2 separate regions of the Homo sapiens genome follow, and region 2 is linked to region 1. The links are chromatin contacts, found by Hi-C in ENCODE. All regions are on one chromosome and are shown on one strand. Each heading gives the region's core, a stretch centred on a gene start or an enhancer-like site at or near the end of the contact. The rest is flanking DNA. Distances are from core to core; before and after follow the strand shown.

What was found. Hi-C counts contacts between places; a loop is a spot of excess contacts on that map. Pooled maps may share reads with other maps.
Region 2: a loop to region 1 is called in a map of ascending aorta, with 5 times the contacts of the local background. The contact joins the promoter of MAMDC2 here to the promoter of PTAR1 in region 1. A Hi-C loop is called at or near these places in 1 of 168 maps with a recorded cell type or tissue (ascending aorta) and 1 of 50 pooled maps.

What each region holds. Positions count from the first base shown.
Region 1 is chr9:69,758,382-69,761,880 of GRCh38, reverse strand. It overlaps PTAR1 (protein prenyltransferase alpha subunit repeat containing 1), which reads left to right and starts at 1,870. Exons shown (of 8, transcript NM_001099666.2): 1 at 1,870-2,028. The coding sequence starts at 1,943. It overlaps LOC105376076 (a long non-coding RNA gene), which reads right to left and starts at 1,786. Exons shown (of 4, transcript XR_929910.3): 1 at 1,408-1,786. RefSeq lists enhancers at 1-848, 2,323-2,372 and a silencer at 1,713-2,182.
Region 2 is chr9:70,041,993-70,045,491 of GRCh38, reverse strand. MAMDC2 (MAM domain containing 2) reads right to left here and starts at 1,644. Exons shown (of 14, transcript NM_153267.5): 1 at 1,261-1,644; 2 at 795-908. The coding sequence starts at 1,294. It overlaps LOC124902179 (a long non-coding RNA gene), which reads left to right and starts at 1,451. Exons shown (of 2, transcript XR_007061571.1): 1 at 1,451-1,538. RefSeq lists a silencer at 1,365-1,659.

The DNA.
Region 1 (3,499 bases), core at 621-3,120:
AAGCGCTTCTCCTGCCTCAGCCTCCCAAGTAGCTGGGATTACAAGCACGTGCCACCACGCCCAGCTAATTTTATATTTTTAGTAGAGACGGCGTTTCACTGTCTTGGCCACGATGGTCTCGAACTCCTGACCTCGTGATCCTTCCGCCTCTGCCTCCCAAAGTGCTGGGATTACAGGTGTAAGCCACCGTGCCCGGTCCTATCTCACTTCTTTTACAACCAGAAGGCTAACTCCAGCCTTTATAAACATACCCACAGGAAATACTGGCCACTGAGTATAGTAAATTTATATTTTTCGTTTATATTTCTCATTCACTTTACATGCAATAGATAGCTTTTACTTTTACAATCATAAAAACTACTTCAAACGCTCCGCATATGTTCACATTAAACACACCATGAGTTTATTTTTTTAATAGCTTTTTAAAGATACAGATTTCTTTTTTTTTTTTTTTGAGACAGAGTCTCGCTCTGTCGCCCAGGCCGGACTGCGGACTGCAGTGGCGCAATCTCGGCTCACTGCAAGCTCCGCTTCCCGGGTTCACGCCATTCTCCTGCCTCAGCCTCCCGAGTAGCTGGGACTACAGGCGCCCGCCACCGCGCCCAGCTAATTTTTTGTATTTTTAGTAGAGACGGGGTTTCACCTTGTTAGCCAGGATGGTCTCGATCTCCTGACCTCATGATCCACCCGCCTCGGCCTCCCAAGGTGCTGGGATTACAGGCGTGAGCCACCGCGCCCGGCCTTTTTTTAAAGACGGAGTCTCGCTCTGTCGCCCAGGCTGGAGTGCAGTGGGGAGTAGCTGGGATTACAGGCGCCCGCCACCACGCCCGGCTTTTTTTTTTTTTTTTTTTTTTTTGTATTTTTAGTAGAGACGGGGTTTCACCGTGTTAGCCAGGATGGTCTCGATCTCCTGACCTTGTGATCCGCCCGCCTTGGCCCCCCAAAGTGCTGGGATTACAGGCGTGAGCCACCGCACCTGGCCAGATTTCAAGGGTGGAAGAATAAAACTGAACCAAGGGCAGCCAGATTTTTCTACCAGAGGTGCAAAAGAAAACCTGATACACAAAAATTTTAGTTATGGCATTTCAAAATCCTAAATAAACTAGAAAGCTCGTTTTTCCTACAAAAATTTATTTTTGCTATTATGAACAAACCCTGTCAGAGCCTTGATCCTTTTTTTTAAATTCCAAAATTGACGCAAAGGCTACCAAATGCAGTACAAAATGAAGTCGAAAAATCTAAAAACGATTTCACTTCTACTTCCTACATACAGATGGCAAATAACTTTTCCTTCACTTTCCTTTCTCTTCCTTTAATAAATTTAAGAATTTTAATTAATGTTTTTTAAAAAGGCTGCTTTCAAGTTCAGAGACAAAAATTGGCACAGTTAGAAAGGAGGTCACCAACACGGTCAAATAGGGACTCGCTCCGCCGCAATGCCTCTGGACCTCTTCATCTCTCAGGCTGGGAAAATAAAGCAGACAAGCTCTGAAAAACGCCCGGGACTAACTGTTAAGAGGCCCTGCATCCTCAGTTGAACATTCCTTCAGGAATGCCCGGGGACCTTGCTGGGGGGGTTCAGGAAGGTGTCTGACTCTCTGGGAGTGTGTCTTGAGGTTTCGCCTAAAACTTAAAATAAGAAAATCGGAGGCCTGAGAGAACTTTGCAAACAAATGTCCAGCATCTTCTCTGACGCTTAGAAAGTCCGTTACCCGCGCGGAGGCGAACTTCTCCACTCACTGGAAGGCCACCAACCCTAGCTAACGCCACGCCCAGGCCGCCAACTGGCTGACCCGGAAGTGCTCGGCGGCGGCCGCGGCGGCGGGGACGCGGCCTAGCCGAAGCACCCGCGCGCGCGCGCGCGCGCTCGTTCTCCGCGGAACTCCCGCCGGCGGCCCGGCTCACGCGGAGGCGCGCCCGAACTGTCGCGGCCGCCGCCAACATGGCCGAGACCAGCGAGGAGGTGGCGGTGCTGGTGCAGCGGGTTGTGAAGGACATCACTAACGCCTTCAGGAGGAACCCACACATGTGAGTCGCGCGCCTCCGCCGCCTCCGAGGGTCGTCGGGAGCGGGCGGGGGCGGGGCCAAGCGTCCACCCGACCTCGGGCGGCGGGCGGACAGCGGGTCCTGGCCCACGAGCCCTTCTAGGGAGGAGGCAGAGCCGTGTCGGGCGGGACCGTTGTCGGCCGCCGCTGGCCCGGCTTTCCGCTACCGGGACGCGCTCGCGGTCGAGTCCCTAGAAGTGACCTCAAAAAATCAAAACGGAACTACTTTCTCTGTCCCTCCCCACCTTTTCATAGGAGTTCACGAAACTCCAGAGACGTCCCCCGTAGGTCGACATCCTTCCTGTGTTTAAGGTACTCGGGCGCACACAACGATGTGGGTCCGTGTATGCCTTGTAAACACAACTCTTGAGATTCATCCCGGACGTTGGCAAGAGGGGGTAACCGATCCTCTTACTTTTAATGAGCCTCAAACCCCTCAGTTTACTAACTAAAGGTGGTTTGAGGCTGCTTTTGACTTTAGCCTTACTTGCCACAAAATTGTAAAGTGACTCCGATAATACATTGTGTTTTGAAAGGTGAACAGAACATTCTCAAGAGAAGCTTCTGTGGGCGCAGTGTGGAGTCTGGGATAAAGCAAATGAAACCTTGATACTTTTTAGCATAAGCGGATTCATAGTTACAAGGAGCATGTTAACTCATTTTTATCCCAACACTGCTGCCCTCTTTAACGGGACACTGCAGAACTGACATATGTATCTCTTCCATTTTACTTGAAGTACTGTGGGAAGATACCGCAAGAGTCTACTTTTTGTAACACTTTGCTTTTATGTAACAAGTGAAAAGAAAGCTATTGAGAGAGAGAGAGAGATCTACATTATACAAAGGTGTAGGGAAGAAGCAACAATGTACCTCCTTTCCCATACCTCTTCCTCCTCAAAGAAAAGAAACATGGCATCCAGTTCTGCATTACTTTCATTTTAGCTAGTTGTTTTTGGAGTTTATTTTTTTTTTTTTTAGTTTATTATTTTTTATTATTATTTAATTTATTTTTATTTTATTCTTTAGACTGGAGCTCATGATTTTTTTTTTTAAGTATTCTAACCGGTTCAGCTTTTCTGCCTAAAAAAGTTGCCAAACGTGTATCTTACCAAAGTGTTCTTTTCCTCCAAGGTGATGATTGTAAAACAGTTAAGAAGCCGTTGGATGTTTTGCTCCCTTGTGGCACACAATTGGAGACGTGCAACTGTGCCACATTAAAAACAAAACACTGCTGGCCTCAAAACACACCTGCCACCTCTGACAGCATCCACTTCCCTCCCCCTTATGACTGCTGCCTTTTTCAAAATGAGAGTGTTTGGAATGATTTCCTGGCAGTATCCATAGTGGTTGCTGAGCCTTCTAAAGAATGCTTTGATGCCTTGCTGTATATCAGTCTTTCGATTTCTTTTTGAGAATGGGAGCCTTAGTGCAAGTAAGAGACGACCTCAAAAAAA
Region 2 (3,499 bases), core at 395-2,894, 280 kb before region 1:
TCAGGCTTCACTGGTGGTGACAAAAGAGAGAGAAAGGAAAGAAGGGACACCCAGTGCCGCCTGCCATTGGGTACTGAGAACCACACTTTAAAACAAAAAACAAAAAAAACTATATAAAGGCAAGATGACACTTCAGAAGACCCCACATTTAAACTTTGTCCTTGGGACCCAAACAGTATAGAGTAGTAAGACAATGACCACCAGTGAGACAGGGACCCCAGGCATTTGGCAGTGTACATGGTTTCTTTTGTCCAGGGCAGGATTACAAACAGGAGTGTGAGGATGAAATCATGCAGCAAAAAACACTGTCAGGGTCAAGGCAGACGTGATGTCTTAGCACTGACGTCCCATCACAGAATTGTGGAACCATTTCTGCAAAGCTGAAGGAGAACTAGTCCCATGCAACTTTTCCCAACTCACAGACATGTCTCCTGAGGACCAGAAAGGTTGCTGGCCTGCAGAGGCACACAGCTGGTGTGCCTGCAGAGGCCCACAGCGGAGAACAATCATTAGCTGTGCTCCGTTTCTCCCTTCCATTAAGGAGTGCTGGGGTGAGACGCAAATTTTAAGCTTCTACCCATAGGCCAGGTAAACAAAGGGCGGCCTCCCGCCCGCCCCGTTCCTGCCTCGGCCATCCCTTGCAGCACAGCTGAGGGCTTGAAGGAGGATCCATGACTCACACTTTTCTTGCCGCGGAGAATTAACTCCAAGATAACATTACCCATGTGGGAAAAAAAAGCAAGCCATCAAGGAAGAAAGTTCACTTCGCGCCCCTCTCCACCGAGCCTCCTTACCTTCCTCATTTAAAATCCACGGCAGAGAGGCCAACACGGAGTCAAAGCCGCAAGTGCTCTCTTCAAAGGCACAGGACCCAGCGGGCAGGTCGAGGGCACCGGCGAGCTGCAGGGCTGCGGGCACAAAGCGAGTTTCAGTTCGAGCTCCACCCAGGAGCCTTTGCACCAACTCGGGGAGCCCCAGGGGGACTACCTGGTGAAAGTGGGGGAAAGACGAGCGGGAGGGGGCGGGAGAGGGATGCAGTACCTGTCCCCCAGCATCCCCGGGCGCCTCCACTGAGCGACCCCACGCCCACCCCCACCCCCACCCCAGGCTTGGCCAGGGGAGGGAGTTAGCGGCTGCGGAGGATCAGGAGGCGCCCTCGGATGGCCCAGCCCAGCACGGTGAGCCGGACCCCCGGGGGCAGCAGGAGCGGGGGCGAGTCGTCAGAGCGCCCCCGGGGTTGTCCCGGGGTCCAGGCCTTACCTTGCAACGCCAGGAGGACGCCCCTTAACAGCATGGTCGCGTTTCAGGGAGGATGACTAGGAAGGGGTGCAAGTTGCCAGCCCGCTGGGACTGGCTGCTCCTAGTGAAAGGGATCGTGGGAGGCGGGGGCGCCGGGGACCCAAGGAGGGAGAAGTCGAGAGGCAAAGCTTGCGCTCTGAGCTGCCCAACTTTGCAGAGCGGCTCCCGGAGCCGAGCGGTATGCTGGAAGGTGCTCGAATGGAGAGCGCCAGCGCCCCGGCGCTGAGCAGCAGCCTCAGGTCAGACCGCGGCCCAGCTGGTCCTGGGCGACGATGGGGCTGGACAGGGAGGAGACAACTGCACACTTTGAAAGGCCAGCCACGACTGGCTGGGAGAGGAGAGGTCGGCCCGCAGTGCCTTCGCTCAGGATTTTAAAGCTTGGGACCAGAGCCCTTGCAGACACTTGGAAGGGGCAGGCCTTCCAGGAGTCCCTCCGCTGGGTTGGGACCCGAGGCTCCCGCCCCGCCCAGCCGCGGTGGGAACTCGCTTATTTCTGGGGACAGCTTCCCTGCATCTGGCATGTCAGTCCCGCAGGGCTGGCCCTAATTTTAACTTCTTCTCCCCAGAATGAAAGAGGGTGGAATTCTCCAAGGACAGCCTGGAGGAAAATTTGGAAACGGTTGGGTGGAATAAGCTTTATATCTAAGGAGTTTCAGCGTTTACGGTCCAGCAATGCTAACCCTGGAATACCACCCCCACTTTTTTTAGCCGGTGGAATGTCTGGCATGCCTGGTGCTCAGCATTCCCTCCGTCCGGTGAAATGGGGGCATTCCTTCTCTCCAAAGAGCCATGATAGATTGATTAATGGGAGGCTTTACACTGGGAGGGGGTTGTTGGGGAGGGAGTTACTTCTGAGGAAGCTGTTTGCTTTGGGCACTAAGTGGGTCTCCAACAATATTCTTTTCTTGTAAAGAGTTCTTCTTCCTCCCCTCCTCTTCCTCCTCCTCCTCCTCCTTTCTCCCATTTATAATTTTGTGCAGGCAATTTTGTGAGGAGGGCAGTGGTTTTAAAACCTGAGGGTGCATCAGAATCTGCTGAAGGGCCTCACCCTCCGTTTCCGATCCAGTAGCTCTGGAGTGGGCCTGAGAGGCTGCACGTCCCTAATAAGTTTCCAGAGGCTGCTGCTGCCGCAGCGGGTTTGGAACAATACTTTGAGGACCACTGGCCTAACAAACTCCAGTTGAGCCATCAGTTCAACCTGCTCCCATGCCTTCACCTGGCTTCCAGACCGCTGGGTTTCCTGGTCTTTCATTGGCCGCCGCTTCTCGGCCTCTTTGCGTTACCTCTGTAACCCCTTAACATGAGAGTGCCTCCAAGTTCTTCCCTGTCACTCCTGTTTCTTTCTCTATCCAGCCCCTCAATGCTGTCCTCAAGTCTCATAGTTTTAGATACCAATGATAGCCTGATAACTCCCACATTTATATTTCTAACCCAGACTACTCACTAACGCCAGACTCTTCGATCTCATTGCCACCTCAACATTTCCAATCGGATGCTTCAGAGCTATTTCATACTTAACAGGTCCCAACATGAAGGCTGCATATTTCTTGCCAAACCTGCCCGTCCCCTGTGTCTTCCTCATCTCAGTAAAAGAACTATTTTCCTCCAGTTGTTCAGGAGAGAAAACTTGGAGGCATCTTCAGCTCATCCGTTCCTGTCAGACATTGCCAATTTCTATCAGCTCAGGATTCAAAACACAGCAGATGCTGACCATGCTCTGTGCCCATGGTGGTGATGCCTTGGTTGGTCCAAGCTGCCCTTGCCATCAACCTGGGATACCGCAGTGGCCTCCTGACCACGGTCTCCCTTCATTTTCTGCCCTGCCCACCCTACTCTATTCTGAACACACTAGTCAGGGTTATCCTTTTAATACAGAAATTGGGCCATGTCACTCCTTAGCTCAAGACCCAACAAGTTCCCAAGTCATTTAGTAAAGTCCAAAGTCTTCACGATGACCAACCAGGCCCTATAGGACCTGCTCCACCCTTTTCTTTCTTTTCTTGCTTTCCTTCTTTTTCTTTTTTTGAGACAGAATCCCACCCTGTCACCAGGCTGGAGTGCGATCTCTGTTCACTGCAAAGTCCACCTCCCAGGTTCAAGCAATTCTCCTGCCTCAGCCTCCCAAGTAGCTGGGATTACAGGCGTGTGACACCACGCCCAGCTAATTTTTGTATTTTTAGTAGAGACAGGGTTTCACCAT